3 separate regions of the Mus musculus genome follow, and all the other regions are linked to region 2. The links are chromatin loops, found by intact Hi-C in ENCODE. Cell type or tissue: gastrocnemius. All regions are shown on one strand. Region 1 holds the start of Rab3ip (RAB3A interacting protein). Region 2 has its middle 15 kb from the start of Gm31963. Region 3 holds the start of Frs2 (fibroblast growth factor receptor substrate 2).

The links. Peaks named below come from ENCODE experiments on the same cell type or tissue, not always from the same donor. Only the 100,000 strongest peaks of a DNase experiment are listed, where the experiment ranks them.
Region 1: a loop joins it to region 2, with 2.9 times the contacts of the local background. A loop is called at or near these places in 14 of 42 quality-filtered maps.
Region 3: it touches region 2 in a loop (2.0-fold over the local background); 13 of 42 quality-filtered maps call a loop at or near these places.

The regions. Positions count from the first base shown.
Region 1 is chr10:116,946,990-116,954,989 of GRCm38, forward strand. It overlaps Rab3ip (RAB3A interacting protein), which reads right to left and starts at 3,464. Exons shown (of 11, transcript NM_001359645.1): 1 at 3,271-3,464. It overlaps 4933412E12Rik (RIKEN cDNA 4933412E12 gene), which reads left to right and starts at 3,573. Exons shown (of 3, transcript NR_038026.1): 1 at 3,573-3,703. Gm40768 (a long non-coding RNA gene) reads right to left here. Exons shown (of 3, transcript XR_872055.2): 3 at 6,665-6,905. In gastrocnemius, a CTCF peak has its summit at 3,587 (motif pointing left); DNase peaks (open chromatin) are centred at 2,991 and 3,476; H3K4me3 peaks cover 2,217 bases; H3K27ac peaks cover 1,798 bases.
Region 2 is chr10:117,205,282-117,213,281 of GRCm38, forward strand. No RefSeq gene overlaps it. Among named protein-coding and RNA genes, the nearest start is that of Gm31963, 15 kb to the right of the region's middle. In gastrocnemius, a CTCF peak has its summit at 4,522 (motif pointing left); DNase peaks (open chromatin) are centred at 4,324 and 4,462; H3K4me3 peaks cover 382 bases.
Region 3 is chr10:117,146,770-117,154,769 of GRCm38, forward strand. Frs2 (fibroblast growth factor receptor substrate 2) reads right to left here and starts at 1,705. Exons shown (of 10, transcript NM_177798.3): 1 at 1,623-1,705. In gastrocnemius, no CTCF peak of the experiment used is centred here; DNase peaks (open chromatin) are centred at 1,392, 1,816, 3,377 and 3,626; H3K4me3 peaks cover 3,958 bases; H3K27ac peaks cover 3,568 bases.

The DNA.
Region 1 (8,000 bases), 260 kb before region 2:
GAGGGAAGGAAGGTTACAGAATATACATAAGGTTACAACAGGTTACAGAATATACATAAGGTTACAACGTTATAGAAGCCTGGCTCTAGCCAGATGGGAGTGAGGGTTAGGGGGTGGGAGTTAAAGAGAGCATTGCAGCAAAGGAGAAACTAGTTAAATGAGTTTTCCCAAACCCTGAGGTTTGACTTTTAAGGTATCAAGTAGATACAGTAGCGAAATTTGTTGACCTGCATTGTACTGGCCAAATGTTTTGCTTTAAAATGTATCTTCAAGAACAATATTCTTATAACTTTCTGTCCTTACCTTCACACACACCCTACCTACTGTTTCTCTCTGCTTCCACCCCAGTACCCAAGTACTACAGATCTTTGAATACTCAACCAAATGTATACATAGATTTTCACATACATATGTGTGATATATATACATATGTATATGTGTGTATATATACATACACACACACACACATATATCCTCCTAAATTGTTTCTGTTTTGTTTTGGTAGAGGCTGTTGCTTTTTGCATCCTAGAAACTGACTGAGCTTGCAGTCTCACAGGCTAAGCTAAGCAATCCCCTGTACCCTGAGCTATATCCCAGGTCCCTCTAAGCTTTGAGGAACATATTATATAGTATATAAGAGTATCGTAAGTTCCTACCTTCAACTTTTTATAGCTTCCTTTAACCCCCGCTGGCTTGCAAAGTAGATACTCACTGAATATTTTATTCAAAAGCCTCTGGTGACATAAGAATTACATATTACACTCATATAACTATCTCATAAAAGCTAAATTAAAAACAATTTTTCAGCATTACGACCTACAGATGAAGTGGCAGAGCAGTAATTAAGACCAGGCAATCCTTCAAGCATGAACTGGTTGGACGTTGTGACTAAGAGCAAACAAGGCGTCACAACCTATACCACAAGAAGCCGTGGGTTTATGACAGTTGAAGCCCTGTTACCGAAGCTGCCTGACTTCTAATCGACCTGCCAGCTATCCGATCCTGGCTAAGCTACACAATCACTCGTGTATCAATTCCCTTAGCTACGAAAGGCAAGGGGATATAAATGACCTATCTCTTGGTTGGTGAGGGTACATGAGCTGGAGCAAGCTTAGATCAGGACTTCGATCTCAGTTTAACAGTGGCAACAGGGATGTCACCATCGGGACACTTGGAATAGTTTTTAATCAGACACACAAATGGCAACACCTTCCACTGGCCTGCCCTCTAAATGCAAAGCTCTTTTTTCAGAAAGCATAGACCAGTAGCATAAGGAGTTTAAACAACAGAGTTTAAATCTCCATTTGGGGTTCTCAAATAGTTTTTAATACTGGCTTTTCGATCAGCCACTATAAATGACAACTATGTACTTCGGGCAAGTTATTTTGATTTTCTGCACTTCGGTTTCCGGGTTTGAAAAATCTGATAAAGCTATCTATAACCTAAAAAATGGCCTGAGGACCAACAAGCCAACGTAGCCTCAAACAACAAGCCCACCAGCCCAGTGCCCAGGCCACAGTCAAGTTAACACTTCTTGCTTCTTCCCTCCCCCCGAAGCTCCTCCACCTCCCTGCGCGCCCCATCTCAATGGAATGTCCAGTTAAACTCATATCCCACCTTTATAAAGTTCATGTTGGGTTGAAACAACCAACTACTAAAGGAGCAACTGCTGACATTTGAATGTGTTTCTACTGAGTATGCTCAATAAATGATTTACTCGAGGTCGCATGCTTGGTGAGAGATGGTTCTGAAAGTTATCCGTTTTCGTTAGAGCTAAGCCTTTGTGAGACCCGCTCAGCAGAAAAGCATGGGTTATCTAACCCATACAATACATACAAAACTAACGTTATATCCTAGCTTCCATTCTGCCACGGCGTAAATATGAGGGGTGGGCAAGTCCCAGTAATTTTTCCATTAAAAAAATATATATATATATCTGTAGGGCATCCACGTATACTGCAGAGTAGAGGCATAAAGAAACTCTGAGGCAAAGAATATGTCTCAGAGTATAGAATTACACTGATTCAAAAGTACAGCTGCATTTAAACAGAGACATCAAAGCTCCACAAAGAAACTGAACATCAACCAGGCAGTGGAAGGTGAGAATCATTCGCTAGCACAAATGACTTGCTATGTAAGCAATGAGGCGTCTCATCAAGCACGCTCATTCACAAAAGAAGGCATTAATTCAAAACATCCTTGGGCCGGAAAGAGAAAAAAGTTGAAAGACGTCTGTTCTTATAGTTAAGAATGCATTGCTGAGTAAATCTGTGTAACTGTTAAGTTCAGTTAATATATTCCCCTAGGGCCTTGAGGAGTAGATTCGGAATGCAGTGTCTATTCAAACATGAAAAGTCCTCTGAAAACGCACAGTCCTGGTAAATAAATAACACATGCTAACTGAACAAGGCCCCATAAAACTGGTGAAATATTTAACAGTATCAAATATTTACAACGATGGGCTGCATACCTACTCTGCCTCCTTTTCCTCTCGATTCATTGTTTAGAAACAAAAACTTAAGAACAGTGTAATGAACAGAAACCGGGTCTTTCAAGAGATTTACAATAGAACGGTTTGTTTTAATCCTCTTATCGGCCTCTCCTCCAATTATGCAATCATTCCAGAGCCAAAAGATCACAGGGCTCTTTCCCTTGACACGGGGGACACTGAGAAGTGTCTAAACAGGTAGGCTGGGAACAGGCAACATTTCCTTGAAACTAAAGTGCCTCTGGGGCACCAGCTCTAACTCGGAGGAGAGTGCGCCAGCCAGCCATTACGGATCGATGTTTTAATCCCCAACAACTGGCAACTCTTCGCGTGCTGCAGCGTCCACCCGGCACCATCCTCTCCCCAGCCTCGCTATTCCGCGGGCGGCGGGGGGCGAGCGGCCCACGCAGGGGGAACCGCTGTTCTCCCACTCCCGGGGTCCCGATTCCCGAAGTCAGGCTGGGCCGAGCGCGGCGGGGGAGACCCCGGGAACCGGCGACCCCCGCACATCCCCGGCCAACCGCGCCGCCCGCGACTTAAGCAACTCCGCGACCGAGGCCGCGCGGGCCGCCAGGTGAGCGCCGGAGCCGCCGCCCTTCGGGTCCCCGGGGCTCCGCAGCGGGCGGGCGGACGGGCGGACGGGCGGGCGCGATCCGCGCCCTCCCCGCCGCCTCCTGCACCTGCCCGGCCGCGCTCCGGGCCGGCGGGACAAGGGCGCGAGGCGAGGCGCCGAGGGGGCGGTGCTCACACCGCCCGCCTCTCCCTCCCGCCGCCGCACTCACCTGCCGGATCCGCCGCGGCCGCCGCCCGCGCTCGGCAGCGCTCGCAGAGCCGCAGGGTGCGCGTGCCCAGCTCGGGAGACGCGGAGGACGGCGGCGGACAGACGCCGCTCCACTCCGCCGCGGCTGGCGCTCTCTGCGATGGGAGCCGAGGGAGGGAGAGCCGACTGCGCCTGCGCCGAGCGCCGGGCGGAGAAGCGGCCGCCCCTCCCCCTCCCCCGCCCCCGCCCCGGGAGAGAGGGCGGGACTAGAGGCGGGACCGGGAGGGAGTGGCGAGGGGGACTCGCGCGCTGCGGCGCCCCCTGGCGACAGGAGGGGCTCGGTGCAGGCTAATCCACGCGCGGAGTCCAGGGTCCCTCTACAGCGGTTTCCCTGGGAACCACTCTGGCTGGAAATCCTGTGGCTGCCTTTGGAGGATGTGAACTCTCCTGGGATGGTAAGAGGCTTTGGACTGTGTATTGAGGACAAGCAGAACCGACCTGAAATTCCGCGTCTGTGGATACCTGAAGCTGGAGTAGGAGGTTAGGGGCCCGGGGAGGGGGGGGGGGGGGGGATGGGATGGGCGGGGAGCTGGTAAACCCAGATCCTTCCACTTTCAGTTTCCAAAGACCGTCTCTCATCTTTTACAGGAACTATATCTATTGTTTTGTTTTGTTTTGTTTTGCTTATCAAACTTCCATCCCACATTCGGGCTTCCAAGTTGGAAAACAAAAAACAAAGTACAGACAGAATCAAGCCCTGAAAATCAAACTCAGGGATGGGGGGTGGGAGGGAGCAGTCATCCTCGGTATTTCCGCCAATGTTTGTGATACTCAGAGGCAGGGGCTGCCATTCTGTTGAGTACATCAAGGAGGTGGTAATAAAAAGGAAGCTATGTGTGTGGTCCCTGTGATCAGCCACCTACTGACCTCTGTGACCTTAGGCGAGTTCATCTGCAATATCGCCAATCTTCTCACTGATAATTGGAAATAAGAATGTCTACCTCATCAAGGTTTTGAGAGTTAAGTGGTTTAATATATGTAATTAGTGTACCTCACCACATTCTGTGACACAGTGAGTCATACAGAAACACACATGTGTACACACACACACACCTCTACAAAAAATTCCTACCATCCAAAGACTCAAACAAAAGGAGACAAGTTTACTATTAAGAGAAAACTTTATGGGCTCCCTGTTTTACACATTTTTTTTCTAAAGAGATGTTCACACACACACACTTTTTGTTTTGTCTTGGTTTTCGAGACAGGGTTGGCCTCGAACTCAGAAATCTGCTGCCTCTGCCTCCCAAGTGCTGAGATTAAAGGCATGCACCACCACTGTCCGGCTCACACACACATCTTTTATCATATGGAATTGGTAATTACTTAACCCATGCTCCAGTTTCTTTGTAAACCATTCCCTGATGCTCGCCTGCCTCCCAACCCTAACTCCTTACCTGTGATCCCAGAACACTGTATTTCAGTGGTTCTCAACCTTCCTAACACTGTGACCCTCTAATACAGTTCCTCATAGTGTATACTAACCCCCAACCATAAAATTATTTCCGTTGCTACTTCATAACTGTAATTTGGCTACTGTTATGAACCTTAACATAAATATCTGTGTTTTCTGATGTCTTAGGTGACCCCCTGTGAAAGGGTCATTTGATCCCAGAGGGGTTGCGACCCACAGGTTGAGAACTGCTGCTTTAACTCTTGCAGTGCATATTCCCCATGAATCATAAGTAGACTTTCCTCTCTTTTCTCTTTAGTCTGTGTCTTGAGAACAGGCACTCTGCTTGACAGAGAACTCTGTAAAGGTAGGAAGAGGAGATGGTTGACACACAGGGAGAATGCTCTATTTGGTATATGAACATTTGGAGGATTGGCTCTTCAGTTTATTCAATGTAAGACCCAAAACATCACGGGTCTACAGAAGACAGTAATGCTAATGTGTGTGAATCCCACAGTGACCCACATGTATGTTAACTACAAGATCATCTGTAGTCTTAGAGAGTGGGCTCTAGCACTGTTTGAGAATGGGGAGAGTTACTGTAGAGCCATGACTAGAAATGGCTCCCAGAGGCTCATATATTTGGAGCTTGGTCATTGGGAATTATTTATATTATAATTATTATAATTGGGTCCTTGACAGGGATTAGGAAGTGTGGCCTTGTTGGAGGAAGTGTGTCACTAGGGGTGGACTTTGAGATTTGCTTGGGTGACCTCCACCCAAGCAAGCTTCCAACTTGTGAAAAGGAATTTATAAAAAGCTTAGGGGTTGGCATAGATGCACACACCTCACATCCCAACACCCAGAGAGCAAAGGCTGGTGGATCTCTGAGTTCCAGGCCAGCCTGGTCTACACAGTGAGTTCCAGACCAGCCTGGTCTACAAAGAGCCTAAGCCAGACCCTGTGTCTCTCTCTTCCTGCTGCCTGTGGATCTGGATGTAGATCTCCCAGCCCATTCTCTAGCATCATGTCTGCCTGCATGCCACCAGACTCCCCTCCATGGCAATGATGGACTACATTACTGAACCTGTAGACCGGCCCCAGTTAAATGCTTTCCTTCGTAAGAGTTGCCGTGGACACAGTGTCTCTTCACAGCAATAGAACATTGACTAAGGCAGAAGTTGGTACCAGGAGTGGGGTATTGTTATGACAAGCCGGGTTTCTTGGTGCAATATGGACTTTGGAACTTGGATTGGGGAAAGCAATTGAACATTTTAAGCAGGACTTAATGGGCCATCCTATTAGGTACACGGAAGACAGAACAATGTAGATTATGACCCAGATCAAAAGGTTTCAGAGGAGAAGAATATTAGTAAGTGGCCCAGAGATCATACTTGTGATATTTTGGTGAAGAGTGTGGCTGTTTTCTGCCTTTGTCCAATATACAAATAAATAAATACATACATACATACATACATACATACATACATACATAAATCTGAGGCTAAATTGAAGAGTTTTAGATTAATGGTATTGGCAGAGGAGATTTCAAAACAGCCAAGTATTGATTATGTCAATTATCATATTAGTTATTAGTGGCCAGTCTTAGGCAGATCTATAATGAAAAGAAAATGAGCTATGCAGTTTGAGGGAAAAAAGAGCACCAGGAAGTGCAATGGAGCTAAAGTCCAGGGCTCAAGAAAACAAAAGGTTTAAAGAAAAGCCTGCTGCCAAATGGACTAAAGGGAGTAGTGCCCTCAGAGCAAGACCTCCACCCAAGCAAGCTTCCAACTTGTGAAAAGGAATTTAAAAAAAGCTTAGGGGTTGGCATAGATGCACACACCTCACATCCCAGCACCCAGAGAACAAAGGCTGGTGGATCTCTGAGTTCCAGGCCAGCCTGGTCTACACAGCGAGTTCCAGACCAGCCTGGTCTACAAAGCAAGGTCCAGGACAGCCAGGCTGAAGCAGTGAAGGAAAATGTATTTGACCAAGGGGGCCAGGTTCCAGCCCCAGCAAGCACACAAACTTGGCAGCTTCGGCCACATGGTTCTGGCTTTAGAGGAAACGATACCAGAAACTCTGGAAGGATACAAGCAGCTCTGGAAATTCCTGTACAAAAACATCTGGGAACTGGAACATCCACTGCTTTGCAGCGTTCTTCATTAGACCGGCTATAGCCAGGTCTGCATTTGAGGCCACTTCTATGGTTCAAGAAAAAGGAAATAAGAGATTTAGAGGGTTGAAGGCTTCACAAAGACCTTAGACTCTAAATTGTATAGTTTCTTCTACCTGCCCCCCCCAGCCATTCATTAAACAAATATGTATTTCTCTATACAATAGAGAGGACTTCCTAGTTTTACAGAGTACAGTCTCCTTACCCCCTCAAAATACTTAAAGTAATTCTCTAGTTTTGCTTAATATAGCTTTGAAGGGATTGCTGTTACTGGTCACCAGAAAAATATTCTTTTCATGTTTTTTTTAATCTTGCTTAACATTTAATTAATTGTTTATATGGATAGAGGGTGATGCGTGCCCTGACACGAGTATGGAGGTCAGAGGACAGTTTTCAGGAGTTGGTTTTCTTCCACCATGTAGGCCCCAAGGATTGAACTTAAGTCATCAGATTTGGTGGCAAGCACCTTTACCTACTAAGCCATCTTGCTGGCCCAGAAAATACTCTTAGACAGTGTATTTCTTATGATCCAAGCAAAGCAGTATACGCTCGTAACAGCAGCACTCTCAAGACTAAGGCTAGAGGATTGTGAGTTCAAGGCCAGCCTGATCTACAGAGAGGTTTTGTTTTGTTGGTTTTCTTGAAGATGTACATTCCAAATAGCGAGTGCACAGGCTAGACCTTCAGTGTTCAGTAACGAGACCGACCTGATCCTGATCAGTAGTCAGGGGTTGCCGGCAGTGGAAGAACAAAGAGATGCTCTGTACCCACTGAAGACGAAGGCTATGGGCTGACAAGCCTAGCATCGGTGGTCAGCCATTTTGCCATTAGTGCTATGAAGAGAAGGCCTTTTCCTCAGGTAAGAACAGGATGTTATGGCTGTCAGTGTTCTTCACACCCATGCTCCTAACAGTTTCCAATTAGGGCAAAACCAAACCAGTTTGAGTTTGTTTTAATGCAGTCAGAATCCTAGACTCTGGGATCTTGTTAACATGTTTCAAGGTGAAGGGCTTTGGGGAAACTACAGAACTCTCACGGGCCTAACTTATCCAACACACAGGGACCCAAGAGAATGTGCTTTCTTGCTGTCCTGATGAATTAGCAGAATATTCTGATCTTGGAG
Region 2 (8,000 bases):
TTGAAGTTTACTAGGGAATGCCGATCTTGCTAGACTAGGAAAGCAAAGATTGCCACAACTGTGGTTTGATGTGGTACTGTGGAAAGACTTCGTTTAAACGACCCTTTGTTTTAACCAAGGGATGAAGCTTGGTGTGAAACATGCTTAACTACATCCATGAAGCCTTGGGCTCAATCAGATATTGCATAAAAGACACACTGTGGCACACACCTATGTTCCAGCAATTGGGAGGTAGCAGCAAGAGAGAAGTTTAAGATTGTCCTCGGCTACACAGTAAGTCTGAAATTAGCTGGGCTACCTGAGAGCCCATTGGTTTATTTGTTTTGTTTGTTTGTTTTTTCTTAGTTCCTTTTCTACAAAAGAAGCTAACCTAGTCTCTTTTCCTGTCACTGTGACAAACACCAGGACCAAAAGCAACTTGTGGAGGAAAAGACTTATTGGGCGTCCCAGCCATGATCCACCATCAAGGGGCAAAGGCATGAACTAGAGGTAGGAGCCTGAGATGGGAATGGAAGCCGAGACCACAGAGGAGCCCTGCTTATTGATCTGCTCCTGAGCTGGTGCCCAGCTACCTTTCTTACACAGCCCAGACCCACTTACCCAAGAGTAGCATTGCCCATGTGGGCTGGGCCCTTCATCCATTAGAAGTCAAGGAAATGCCCCACAGACAGGTCCACACTCCGTCTGGTGGAAGCATATCTCTTCAGCTGGAGGTTTGTTCTTCCAGCGTGACTCTAGTTTCTGTGAAATTGGTAGAAGCTAACCAGCAAGGGTACTCTGTACTCAGCACTGGTTTTGGCCATCAGGTGCACACACACACACACACAGAGTTCAAGGAACAGCTGGTCACTTCAGGTCTCGTCCCATGTACCCCGGGCAGGACTTGAACTCCACATGTGGCTGGAGGTGACCTTGAACTTTTGACTTCACTCACCTCTGTGCTCTGCAAGTAAGGTCATGTAGTGCTACCATGCCTAGCTAAAGTGGTTATTGATTTTCTTATTTATCTCTCTGTCTTTCTATCTATCTATTTATTTGCATGATCTCACTGGAACCCACTGTGAACACTAGGCTGACCTTGAACTCACAGAGATCTCTACCTTTCTCTACCTCCACAGTGAGTGCTGAGGTCAGAGTGGTTATTCTTACGCAATGACCACAATGGTCAATTTCACTATTATGTTCTGTCTAATCTTTATAAATGTACTATACTTATTTGTGAATGTACTATACGTATTTGTGTGTTTGTGTGCATTTGTCAGTTCAGGTCACAGAACTCCATTTTCTCCTTTAGGTTGTAAGCCTCGGTGACCAATGGCCTTTTTTCACTGAGCTATCTTGCAGACCCTCAGACTTGAATATTCAATCTCTCTCTCTCTTTCATCATTTATTTTATGTATATGAGCACACTGTAGCTGTCTTCAGACACACCAGAAGAGGGCATCAGATTCCATTACAGATGGCTGTGAGCCACCATGTGGTTGCTGGGAATTGAACTCAGGACCACTGGAAGAGCAGTCGGTGCTCTTAACCGCTGAGCCATCTCTCCAGCACCGAGTATTCATTCCCAGTGCAACTCTTCTGTGGCCCAGATAAGTTTTCTTTTACCCATATTGCAGATAAACCGTAATAGGAGTGTGTAATTACACAGATGCCACCAGGCTTAAGACTCAGCTCATTATCTTTACGTTTTAAGGAGCTGGGAGGACATAGCGTGAGCTGATTTTGCGGTATAAGGTTTTCCAATCACAGGAGATAGTTACAAGAAATGTTCAGCAATGGCAAATGTATAGACAGGAGGGAGTACGATGCTTGCTTGGAGCTGAGGGTGGACGGGCAGTGACTGCAAACAGGCACAAGGTTTCTTTTAGAGGCAATGAAAAGTGTCTAAAATTAGCCTGTGGTAATGGTTGTATATAATTCTAAATTTACTACTAAATTCCTGAGTCGTACCTCGAGTGGGTGATATTTATGGGGCATGTGCTGGTTTGCAGGGGCTGATGAGACACACTGGGTGGCTAAACAACAGTGATTTATTCTTATGAAACCCCGGAGGCAGAGAGTCTAAGATCAAAGTGCCAGCGAGGCCCACTCCCTTGAAGGCTGTGAGGGAAGGCTCTTTCCCAGGTCTCTTTGGACTGTACAGCCATGTCTGTGGCCCATCTTCCTCTCCTCTGCGTGTGTCTGTTTCCAAATCTGCTCCCTCCTTCCCATTTTCTCCACCCCTCCTATTTTTTTTTTCTCTCCCTCTTAACACCTTTTCCTTTTTAAGATAGGATCTTACTGCATAGCCCGGGCTGATCCTGAACTCTCAGGAATCCTCCTGCATCAGCCTTCCAAGTGCTAGAATTACAAGTAGACTGTGAGGCCCAACTTTTTAAAGGATACTAGCCAGCTCTGTGTGGCCGCACACTTTTAACCCCAATCTTGGAAGGCAGAGATAAGCTGGTCTCTGTGAGTTTGAGGCTGGTCTACACACCTAGCTCCAGGCCAGCCAGGGCTACACAGTGAGACCCTGTCTCAAAAACAAAGAAACTAACTCACTAACTAACTAACTAACTAAGAAACTAACTAAGAGCACTCGTATTGAATTAGCTCCCACTGTGATGACTTAGTTTAATTACATATTTAAAGATTTAATCTTCATATATAATTACATTCTGAGGTACTGGGGGCTAGGGTTTCAACACACAAACTTTGGAGGGAACACAAATCATCCCCGAAACAATATATAAATTATACTCTAATAAAAGCGCGCTGCTGATGTCTTGCGCTCTGCGTTCAATGCCCAGTCCTTGGCATGCGTCATCTCATTTGACCTGTTACGAGGCCATGATAATTATGCCCACCGTTAAGCATGAACAAAGTAAGGCCCAGAGAAGCTAAATAGCCTGCCTCGGGTCATAAAGCCAGCAAAGGAGGCATGGCTCAGACTTTGAAGTCCTGTTCTCGAGCCCACACTTTGAATCCTTGAGCCAATGCCAGCCCCCACACAGCCATGCCGGCCCCCACACAGGCAGCGGTAATGACTGAAGATGAGGATGATCGGGATCCGGGGTCACAAACGCCCTGAATCCAAACCGGAGAACGGTCACGTGACGTGGGCATGACCGCGGGACTCCTCCTGTGGGGAGGTTTGTGACTCCTCCCAGAGAAGCCTTTGCTGGAGAGATCCCGTCTACCACAGACAATAAGACAACTGGTCACTCGGGAGGCCAGCCTGGTCTACAGAGTGAGTTCCAGGACAGCCAGGGCTACACAGAGAAACCCTGTCTTGAAAAACCAAAAAAAAAAAAAAAAGGCAAGTGGTGCTGTGTGCCTGGCCCGTGGTCCATGATGGAGGATGACTAAAACAGGCGGCGACTTACATCTCAAGAATGTTCTACTTGTTCTACTTGAAGTGACCTCAAAATATCCAAATATATTATCTAGAAGTAATTTAATACAGTCCAGAGCTTAGGATAGGCAGGTAGGCTTTTAATGATTAGCATAAAATATTACTTAAGACCATGGATAGGCAAGAATTCCTTAAAAGATGGTTCAGGCCAGGCAGTGGTGGCGCACGCCTTTAATCCCAGCACTTGGGAGGCAGAGGCAGGCGGATTTCTGAGTTCGAGGCCAACCTGGTCTACAGAGTGAGTTCCAGGACAGCCAGGGCTACAAAAAAAAAAAAAAAAAAAAAAAAAAAAAAAAAAAAAAAAAAAAAAAATGCTGGTTCAGGGTAGACACTCGGAGAGTTTTTGTAAAGTATGCCCCATAGGTGTACAAGCCTGTAATCCCAGCTCTTGGGAGGCTCAGACAAAAGGGTAAGGAGTTCAAGAACAGCGTCTGCTACACATCAAGTCTAGGCCAGTCTGGATTCCATGAGACCCAGTCTCAAACAAACAGCCCCTCTAAATAACTAATAAACTGATACTGATAGACTAAATAGAGGAATAGCTGCTGAAAGGTGTTGTCACCTGGAAAAAGGAACGGAGGAAGGAAGAGAGGGAGGGACGGACGGAGGGACGGAGGGACGGAGGGACGGAGGGAGAGAGCCAGCTGACCAACTAGGTATGCGGCTCACACCTGCAATTGGCTTTGGTAAGGATGGTTACCTTGAATTCAAGGACAAACTGGACTCCACGCCAAGACCCCATCTCCAAAGCAAACAGACAAACCAAACCTCCAAATGATGCTAAGGGGTCAAATAACAGAGTACTCCCATGGATGAGGTGGGAAGGAAGAGGACGAGGTCTTCTGCCATGTCTTGGCAAGCTCGCTTGCTCCACCCCACACCCCCCCGTCTGTGTACGTCATACGACCACAGGTGGGAATTGGTTCTCTCTTACAATGTGGTCTCTAGGGATTGAACTCAGTGAGCGAATCAGTTTGGCTCATCCACTAAGCCACTTCGCAGGCTCTAGCAATCATTTTTTTTCTTTTTAGGGTAGCTTGGACTAATCTGGTCTGCTCCGGACTCTTCAAAGGGCTCAGGGACAAACTCTAAATTCCATAGGAAATCACAGATCGCCCTCTTGTGGTCAACACGTCTTGGTGCAGGTTTAATCTAGAAAAATGAATTTTAAGGGCTAAGCCTGCTGGGTTGCCTAATCCCGCCTGTGGATAGTGAATGGTGAATTATACATACAATATATGTTATATATATGTGTTATACATACAATATGTGTTTTATATATATTATTTACTATATGGCTTCATTTATTATATAGTTTTTCAATGTTTGAATAAAAACAAGAGAAAGGAAATATTTTGATTTGAAAAACCATGTAATATTCAATTTCAGTGTCAACAAAGCCATTTTATTGGACAGTCATGCTCATTTTCTAGGTGAGACTACTTCCACACAATAGCAGATGTCACGGACTGACAGAAACTGAGATATTTACTCTCTGGGTCTCTTCAGAAAAGTTCCTGCATCCTCCACTCAGAAGGTGGGGCGCAGCCGGGTGGTGGCGGCACACACCTTTAATTCCAGCTGAGGCAGATAGATCTCTGGCTTTGAAGCCAGACTGGTCTACAGAGTGAGTTCTTGGACAGTCAGGGCTACACAATGAAAGCCTGTTTTGAAAAACAAAACAAAAAGGGGGTGCTGGTCAGACGTCTTGGTATGTTAGGTTACTTTTTAGAGATAGAAAATTTAGGGGCTGGAGAGATGGCTCTGTGGTTAAGATTGCTCTTCCAGAGGTTCAATTCCCAGTAACCACATGGTGGCTCACAACCATTTGGAATGGGATCCGATGCCCTCTTCTGGTGTGTCTGAAGACAGCTACAGTGTACTCACTTACATTAAGTAAATACTATTTAAAATTTAGCTTAGCTTTGGGCTGGAGCACTGGATACGTTCTCAGAGGACCTAGGTTCTATTTTTAGCTCCCACATGGTAGCTCACAACCATCTGTAACTCCAGGCCCAGGGGACCCGCTCTCATCTGTCCTCCAAAGGCATTTATACACAAGTGCTGCACATACCTACAGCAGGGACACAACCCTCCATAGAAAAACAATCACCTTTAAAGTAGCTTTGTGACAGACGCTAAACCTCAACAAAACAGCCATTTGGGTCGTATCCTGAAGTCTGGATCCCAGGATCCAAAGCAGGAGAAAGCCAGATGGGAAGACTGCCTTAGCACGGGCCTCTTCACCATCTTGTGGCAACAGTGGTGTCTAAGCACAAGTGAGGCAGGGTTGGAATTTAGAAAACCATTAGTGCTAATTTTAGGCTTGCTGGTCTTAAGGAGGGGTAGCCACAAAGATGAGCTGCTTCACCAGAGGGTTTTTTTTTTTTGTTTTGTTTATCCTTGTTCTTCTCAGAAATGTTTGTAACAGTACAGCAGGCACAAACTTCTGAGACAATGGACGTTATTAGGTCAGGTGTCATCTTTTTATTATAAAAGGGAGGCACTGATATTATTTCCATGATGAAATACTTTGGAATGTCTGGACAGGCGGCCTCACGTGACCGCATTTCAACAGAGATCTACTCCATACACTTTCCAAGAATGTCACCATCTCTAAGTCAGAAAACAATCCTGTTGTCTACAGCTTTGGTGAGAAGAACTTTGAGTCCGATTTTCTCACTAAGGTTGGCTCTCTCCAGCCTCTTTGCTTAAGGCCTGATCTCACGGTCACTACTGTTGTTTGCAAAAGTTTTCTTTCAGCTTTTTCTGGAACCATGACGCCTCCTTTGGTTACAGTCTTGGGCTCACTCCTCTCATCCAGTATTGTCAGAGTTGAAGAAACTCTCTAAAAGCCACCGCTCAGACCCTGGACTCACACCATTGCTGCACGGAGTCTTCTCAGTCGTTAAAACAAAGTTCTGAGTGCTTTGCATTCGTGTGTGCATGTGTGGTGCCCATGGAGGGTGCTGGGTCCCCTGGAACTGGGTTACAGTTGCGAACCATCATGTGGGTGCTGGGAACTAAACCCAGGTCCTTTGCAACAGCAACAAGCACTCTTAACTACTGAGCTGTCTCTTCAGTCCCCACCAGACGCTAGACTAACCCCTCTTTCCTGTCCTGTAGGGCTGTCTGAATCATCATGCCCAATTTCCAATGGAGACATCTATTCTTGAATTGTAATATTCTTGGTTTTGCTTTTCTAAAGCAGGGTCTTACTGGGTAGCCCTGGCCATCCTGGAACTTGCTCTGTAGACCAGGCTGGCTTCAAAGCGATCTGCGTGCCGCTGCCCCCTGAGTACTGGTGTTAAAAGGCGTGTACCATGACTGCCTGGCTCCTTTGGGATTTTCTTGGTAGGCACTGTCTTAGTCAGGGTTTCCATTGCTGTGACAAAATCGACCAAGAAGCATGTTGGGGAGGAAAGGGTTAATTCAGCTTACATTTTTGAGATCATAGTCCATCATTGGAGGAAGTCAGGACAGGAACCTGGAGGCAGGAACAGATGGAGGGGTGCTGCTTACTGGCTTGCTCCCCCATGGCTTTCTCAGCCTGCTTTCTTATAGAACCTAGGACACCAACCAGCCCAGGGATGAAATCACCCTCCATGAGCTGGGCCCTCTCCTACTGATCACTAAGATGCCTTACAGCTGGATCTCATGGAGGCATTTCCTTAACTGAGGCTCCTTCCTCTCTGATGACCCTAGCTTGTGTCAAGTTGACACACAAAACAGGCCAGCACAACCATGCCTTCTGCACATAGGGTCATCTTTCGTCTTCCCTTTCTAGCCTGGTTGACTTTAACTCACTTTCTGTCTGTCTGTCCTGGCTAGAACCCCCAGCAGGAATAGTTGTGTCAAGAGCAAACGCGCTCCCTCACTCCTGAGTCCTTGCCCTGGGCCGCTGTAACCAAGTGACACGTACTGGGTGTCTAGACAGCGGGTACTTCTTTTCTTACACTTCTGGAGGCTAGACAGAGATCAGGAAGTGGGCAGTGTTAAGTTTCTCCTGAGGTCTTTCTCTGAGCTGCTCTCCCTGTGTCCTTCCATGTCTGTTTGAATACCCTGTTTACAAAGTCATGAGCCATACTGGATTAGGGTCTACCCTTTTATTAATTCAATGACCTCGTTTAAAGACACTGTCTCAAGGTACAGTCACATTTTGAACTACCAGGATATGGACTTGAACTAGGGGAACACAATTCAGCTCCCGAGAGAGCACTGCAGGTCGTCTTGTGCTCACCCACCTTGCACTACTTCACCAGGGGCTCACTTACAGCCTTTCACTCGGTACTGGATTTAGTTTGCTGGGATTTCCCTGTCTTTAATCCTACCATCTAAAGCTGTTTCATTCAGTTGTCAACAGACAATTCAAATTCACCGTGGGAAACAGAAACTTGTTAGACATCTAGAAACTTGTTAGGCAGTCCCCGGCATAAGCTGAAATTGGAATCCTATCAGTGACTTCTGTTTGCAGCGATGCCCACAGAACTTAAGAATCAGGTAGCAGAATGGATTGGGCTCAGGAGTTGGTCGTGGGTCACCAACTCCTGCCCTCCACCATTGAGTCCTCTGCTCTCCACAAAACCAGGGACATATCTGGAAG
Region 3 (8,000 bases), 59 kb before region 2:
ATGATCATGGTGCTGGGTAGTCTAGGTTCACCTCTGGCATTACACACACAGAGAATTTGTTTTTTAATGAAATAAACTTTTCTTTTGCATAAGACAGTATATGCAACTCGTCACTTCAAATCATTCCCCTCATTCATGATATCTTCCCTTCCAGTAGTCGAAAGAGAAAGTACGAGAGAGAGAGAGAGAGAGAGAGAGAGAGAGAGAGAGAGAGAGAGAGAAACAGTATAAATCCTAACGTAAGCATAATAAGGGCAGATAATGTCACTGGTTTCATGAAGATGACTTGTGTATATTGACACCACCACAAGGTCATTTGCAACAAATAAACTATCTGATAATAATTTAAAACTCAATAAAAGCGGAAAATAGCTCCATTATTTCCTACAAACCTTTTATCCGTAGTTTATCACCTAAACTCAGTTTACTAACAGTGCCTACAAGATTTTCTTCTCTAGGAAAGTCTCAGTTTATTGGAGTTAAACACTTCATATGCTTAAATCAACAAACACCTCTGTCCCGCTGTGGGAACACCCCCACCCCGCGTTCCCACAACTGGACTACACGAAGAACCTCCGAGGAGAAACTGAGGGAAATTATATATATATATATATATATATATATATATATATATATACATATAATATACATACATATGTGTGTGTATATATATGTGTGTGTGTATATGTGTGTGTGTGTGTGTATATACACACATATATACACATATATATAATTAGCTCAAGAAATGACAGTTCCAAGTATGAAAGTAAACAAACTGGGGTGAAAAAAAAGGATACAATTCTCCAGCCTTTTGCAGTCAACTTGTGCAAGGTCCCGACTGAAGTCTTAACAACTGTGACTTCGGATGAGCGCAGGAATTCGGAAGGCTGATTACAGAATAGCATGGTTTTTTTTTTTTTTTTAACGTCAGCAAGAACACGGGGAAACTCCTCTGAATCTACGAATCTCCTCAAATCTTTGTTTTTAAGAAGTAACTCCCAACAGTTTCAGTTTGCAAGGGAGCAAAGACCCTTCGAGGAATGGTACTGCCTCACTGACCGACCCTACGCAGGCATCCAGACCCAGTTAAGTTTCGAGCCGAGTCCAAATCGAACCTCCGGCGACCCCGACGCAAGCCCCGCAAGAGATCGCCAGCATCCACACAGGGAGCGCCCCACCCTCGGACTGACTACACCCCTGGGACACAGGATAATTACTGAGACGGGAAGAGGGGACAGATCCAAGAGGCGACGAAAGTTGGACACTGATGTCCAGTGCAGTCTGGCTGTCCCGGTCCCCAGCGTCCGAGTGCACAGACCCCACAGCGGAGGCACCGAGCCCACTTGCCCGATGCAGAGAGGGGGTCGCAGCGCCGACGGCCGGGCCCCGCTACGGAGTCCCCCCTCTGCGGGCGGCCGCGGCTCCGGGAACCCCGCTCCGGCTGCGCCCCGCCCACTCCGCGGCCCCGCATCGCGCCCCTTCCCGGCCCGCGGGCCGCGCGCGCTCCGCGGCGGCCGACGAACCCCTTCCCCGGATCCCCGACGGCTGAACCTGCAGCGGACAGCCGGGTCCGAGGCTCGCTCGCCCAGCGCAGGCCCCGCTCGGCGTCCCCGGCTACTCACCGTCGGCGCGAAGGCGCTGCGAGGGGCGCGGGGTGGCAGCCGCGGAGCTCCTCACTCTCCCCGCGACCTGACCCCCTGCTCGGAGCCTCGGCGCCTGTGTCTACAAGGCCTCTCTCCAGCCCGAACCCTAGACAAGCACTTCCGGGGGAGCGGGGGAGGGCAGGGGTTTGGCACCGGAACTGCTCCCAGGCTGGAGCTGCCAGCCCTCCCGGGAGGGGCGTGGCCTCTGCTCCGGGCGCCAGCGGACCCGCCCCCGAGCCCCGCCCCCGGGCTCCTTGCTAACCCCTGTGGTCCCGCGGGCCCCGAGCTACCGCTGGCACCCCTTATTTTAACGCCTGTTAGGATCGCTCCCTTCTACTTAATTCTACAGGGGCCCGGAGAATCTAATTTCGCCGAGCCCGGAGCATTCACCGGCTTGCCGACCGGCCGGCGGTGTTATCCTTTCTCGCTTCTGTCCCGCGTGAAAATGCAGTTGACATTTATCGAAGGAAGGCTTACGGCGTGGTAGACAGGGCATTTATTACGCGATTCGGTGGCGTTAACTCATTTAATAACCTTCAAACTCCTGGAAATTGGTGCTTTTATTCTCTGTGTCTTACAGAGAAGGAAATCGGCCAAAGTATCGGACTTTACCACATATGCTGGCTCTTGGTTTTACTTTAATTTGTGGTATGCGTAGAACTCTCATTTGCCCCAAACAAGACTTTTCAAATTATTCAAAGACGGGAGCCAAATTATTTCCCTATATGGGTCATCCTTTGCACTTTAAACAAAGGCTGAGATGATGGGCTATGCAATCTTAGTGCCAGGATCCTGTTTCTTTACATTTCACCCTGGTGTGTGTGTGTGTCGTGTTCATCTCTGGATTGTAGACGTTAAAAATAATATAATGCATAACGCAATAGTAAGCATTTCAAAGTACCCAGGACTGAGTACGTCCGCACAATTCTTATACCTAACCAGTAACTAGCAATAGAGAAGACCTGGGCACTTTTGAAACTTACCAAAGACAGACAGTATGAGAGCCTACAGAGTCAGTGTCAGGCAAAGAAGTGAGACGATCTTAAAAGATTTGCTCTGTCACAAAATCAAGAAACATCAAATATTAAAGGCAGGTTTTCAGTATGAAGCAAAGCCCCACATGGAAGAAAAGGGCTCAAACCTGACAAGCTATTTTGTTTCCAGCAGTCTAAAAAGGCTGAGGCAGGGAGAGTCCGGAGAGTTTCTAGCCAGCCTAAGCTTTACAGTGAGTTTCCAGACAAAGGTGGCCAGGACTATGAAGCAAGACTCTTGTCCAAAAAGAAGGAGAGGAGGAGGAAAAAAGGAAGAGCAAAAAAGAAAAGAGTTTCTTAGCATGCATAGTGTCTGTTAAATACTGCAGGGACAAGTGTTAAGACAATCTGCTTTGAGAAAGGCAGAGTAAAAGAAAACCCCTTATTACAAATTTAAGATGCAAACAATGCCATCACTATTGCTGTATATAAAGTACTGCCTTGTGCTTTATGTAATTGCAGAAGTGTTTGTAAACACTTCCAGAATTCTCAAGTTCAAGCAGCCTTTCATGCCTCCTAGTAGACTGAAGAAGAAGAAGAAAAAAAAAAAAAAAAGACCCTGCACAGACAAAACTTAGGCTGTCTCTAGCTGTTTACCATCTCCACCCCCCAATCCCAGACACGAGCACGAGTGCGCGCCAAGGGCAGCACACGCGCGTGCGGGGGCGCGCGCGCACACACACACACACACACACACACACACACACACACACACACAGAGCCCAGAGACCTAGTGAGGGGAACCCTCAATCACAGCCTGTCACGTAACTGGTAAGTGGTGAAGCCTGGATTTAAAAGTGAAGCTGTGTTCTCAGGTGCTTTTCACCACGCTGCCAGCAGGTCTCAGGCTTGAAAATGCCTCGCAATCACCGGGAGGGCTTGTTAAACAAATTGCTGGGCTCCATCCCCAACCCTTTCACTCACCCAGGGTAGGGCTTCTCGAGGTGTGTCCCCGGCCAGCCTGGCAGCTCCACATCACCTGGGAATGTATTAAAGATGCAAATTGCCAGGCCCCGCCCAGACCTTGTAAAGCTGTAACTCCAAAGATTAGACAGAACAACCCTAGTTTTAAGAGCCCCTCCTCCGCAACCTCCCCGCCCCCACCTCGCATCTGATAAGACGTCCAGTTAAAGAACTACAGCATTCTAGTAGCCTATCTTTTGCATATTCTTTTCTTAATTGTGGTAAATCTACAGCATGGGATTGTTGTTCTTTTTTTTTTAAGATTTATTTATTTATTGTATGTGAGTACACTGTAGCTGTACAGATGGTTGTGAGCCTTCATGTGGTTGTTGGGAATTGAATTTTAGGACCTCTACTTATTCCGGTCAACTCTGCTCACTCAGTCCCTGCTCGCTCCAGACACACCAGAAGAAGGCGTCCCATCTCATTACGGGTAGTTGTGAGTCACCATGTGGTTGCTGGGATTTGAACTCAGGACCTTCGGCAACCCGGGATTGTTGTTCTTGTTGGGAGGAGAGGAGTGTTGTTTTGTAGTGCTGCGGATTCAAATCTGTCTCTAAGGCCATTGGAAGCAAATGTCACTGAGTTACACACGCCTAGTCAGAAAGAGAGAGAGAGAGAGAGAGAGAGAGAGAGAGAGAGAGAGAGAGAGGCTTCCTGCCTAACTAAACGACATTTTGGAACATTTTTATTTATCTTTTTTCTTTTCACGGGAGATAAAAATGGGGAAAGTGAGTTTTAATGGGGGATTTTTTTTTTTTTTTTTTTTTTACTGAAACTGAACCAGATGATTCTGAGGTGGGGGTGGGGGTGGGGGTGGGGGTGGGGAAACAAATCTTCCTTGAAACCTGCTCCGTGTTGGAGGCTTTACATGCGTTTTCTGAATTAATCTTCGATGTGCTGTGAGGTTTTATGGTCTTACTTTTACAAATGAGAATAGCCGAGGCCTAGGTGAAGTAATTGACTTAAGGCCACATTCTTGTTCGGGGTAGAAACAGCATTGCTCAAAGATCCCTCTAATTCCAAAGCTCTTGCGCGTCCCACTTTGTGGCTGGAGCCTGCAGAAGGAGATTCCAGCGGCTCCACCACCCCAGCCACGCAGCGTTGAGTAAGCGATTTAATCTTTATTTTCAATTTCTCCCATCTATAAATAATGCTATCATAAATCTGCCCTGCCCACACTAGAATGTCAGAAGAAATGAGGGAATAAAAGTGCTTTCAGCTCTTTGAAGAAAAACAGTTTTTAAAAAAAGTATAGTATTGTGCGTTTAGACACACACTGCTCACATTTGTAAGCCTGGGCTTTGGAGTTTTTGTTGTTTCTTCCCGATTCATATAGAAGAGCGTCCCACTCCCCTTCCAAAAAAAAAAAAAAAGTGTTTAACTTCATTTGACAGTGTCTCCTAAAGGATATAGAAGCTGATAGAGGCTCTTACATGTTGTTGTTGTTGTTGTTGACTACATAGAGAGCAGAAGGAGGCAGTCCACATGTGTACTTGTCACCCCAGTGTTTAGGCAGCCTGAACTATATATAGTAAGTCCCTGACTAAAAATCAAGGAGCAGGGGTATGCCTCAATGATAGTAGGCTTAACATGCGCAACACCCTGGGTTTCATTCCCCGCTACCCTGTCAAACTTGTAATTTAAGTGACACAAGGTTCACAGACCCCCCACTTTGGTACCAAATGCTAGCCCACCTTCACCCTAAACACACATTTAATCCAAAGCTTGCTTTTTTTTTTAATCTTTCCATTTAAGCCCCTTCCACCCCCCTGCCTCCACCCACCCACCCCTCCACCCCGCCCCAATGAAGACTTAAAAATTCCTGTTATTTTATTATGTAGAAGGATTTAGGTCTTAATCTTTATCTCAGGCCAGACTCCGGGTCGTCTTTACTGACTTAATGGCCAGGTTGCACAATCCCAGGGGGTACTGTTCACAAAGAAGACAGCCAGAGTGTTGCTCAAGGGGGTGCCAATCACACAGACCCCATGCCTGGTGGAACGGACAAGGCGAGGACCCAGTCTCTGCAAAGCACCTCTTCCCAGATCCATTAAGGCAGTTTGTTAAACAAAAGAGCTGTGCACTTCAGCGTCTACCCTTGGCCAGGCCTGGAGATAATGGCGGTCTTTGTTTATGTTTCGTTTGTTTTAACACAGGCCTGGGCCTTTAACACCCAGCTTACCAGTCTTGGGCTCCAGACTTCCCTGAGACATTTTTCACTGCCTACTCTGATACTGTCAAATCTCTCAGCCTTAAGAGCTTTTTAGATGTTGCAGAGTTATTTTCAGACAGGATTTTACTATGTCGTTCAGGCTAACTTCCAATTCTTAATCCTCCTGCCTCCACCTCTCAAGGGTTGGGATTATGGACAAGTGTCACTATGCTTAACTAGAGTTTTGTTTTGTTTCGTTTTAAACCTAAAGATGGTCACACATTGTTTACCTCAACTTTGATCCTTTCTTTGGCACACGTGCTTGAAATGTACTGCAAAGGATGCTACTCGAACTGTGTACAATACATAAGTTGTTTTATTCTAGGTGGGTGCAGAAAGGTTTGAAAATGGCTCTGGAACGTATGTGACCCATCGTTTTGTACCAATAAATAAATATATAAAAATAAAATAAGCTCAAAAGGTTTTTTTTTAAGATTTTTTCCCCTCTTTTTAATTTTTTTTATATGTGTATGGATTTGTTCTCTGTGCCCACAGAAGTCAGACGAGGACACTGGATCTTCTGAAACTAGACTTATCCGTGGTTGTGAGCCACCATGTGTGTCCTGAGACTTGAACCCAGATCCTTTGTAAGATCATCCTTTGCTCCTAACCACTAAGCCATTTCTCCACCCACAAGATTTATTTTATTTTTAATGATGCGTGTAGGCGTGTGTCTGTGTGTGTGGCTACGTATATTCGTGAGAGCAGCTTCCCAAGGAGTTCAGAGGCCTTCGATGCCTTGGAACTTAAGTCTCTTTCAATTATGAGCCACCCAATATAGGTCCTGGGAACACTTAGGGTCCCTGGGACACTTGGGGTTCCCTGGGAAAGCAGTTCATGGTCTTCTTGGAGGTAACTGGTAGTAGTGGTAGTTATTGTTATTTGTGGATTTGTTGTGGCTGTTTTTTGGTTGGTTGGTTGGTTGGTTGTTTTTATATGGATGAGTGTTTTCTGTTTACCATCTGCATGCACTGCAAAGGGCAGAAGAAGGCATCCCCCTCACCCCCAGCCCCACCCCTACCCCCAACCCCACCCCTACTTCCATCCCAGCCCCACCCCCAGAACAGGAGTTACAACAGTTGTGAGCTGCCATGTGAGTGCTGGGAATCAAACCCAGTCCTCCAAAAGAGCAGCCAGGGCCTTTTAACCACAGGGCCATCTCTTCTGTTGCTGGCTTTTTGGGACAGAGTCTCACTATGTCTCCCTAGCTGGCCCGGCTGGACTGTGGCTGACTGTGCAGACCGGGCTGACCTCAAACTCAAAGAGACCTGCCTGTCTCTGCCTCCTGGGTGCTGGTATTGAGGACACCCAACCACCGTGCTCAGCAAGAACCACCCAGCTCTTAACCTCAGAGCCATCTCTCCAGCTGTATCAATTCAAAGCTTTAAAACTGAGGTTCGGGATATAGCTCAGCCTGAAGACTGCTCGCCTGCCATGGGCAAACCTCTGGGTTTGACTCCCCAGGACCACAGTAAAGATGATGTTGTTGTTGTTGTTGTTGTTGTTTTTAAAGCACTGGAGTGCTGTTGCTTACCTGTAACCTCAGAATTTGAGAAGGAGAGGCAGGACAGCCAGGGGTTCAAGACCCTGTCTCAACAAAACAAAACAAAAAACAAAAACAAAAACAAAAACAAAATTTTTTTTTCTGCCAACTCTTGAAACTTAAACTACTCTGGCACACATCTGGCACACATCTGGCACAAGGCACCACTGTCTTCCTCGTCAAGGTTAGTGAGTTGCTCCCTCTCATAAGTGTTCACTGTAGACACTAAGTCTGGGGGCCACCAGGACAGAAGAGAATATAGATATTTTAAAAGAAAGAGGTACAGACTCTTGTCATAACTATTTATTCCAAAGTACTTTAAGAGAGTTTGAAAGTAGTTTTCCTGGATGCCAGCTCTTGAGATCCCAAAAAGGCAAGCACAGACAACAAATTAATCAAGACCAATGGATTTTGTTTTGTTGTTGTTTTTAAAAAAAGATTTATTTATTATTATACATAAATATACTGTAGCTGTCTTCAGACACAATAGAAGAGGGTGTCAGGTCTCATTATGGATGGTTGTGAGCCACCATGTGGTTGCTGGGATTTGAACTCAGGACCTTTGGAAGAGCAGTCAGTGCTCTTACCTGATGAGCCACCTCGCC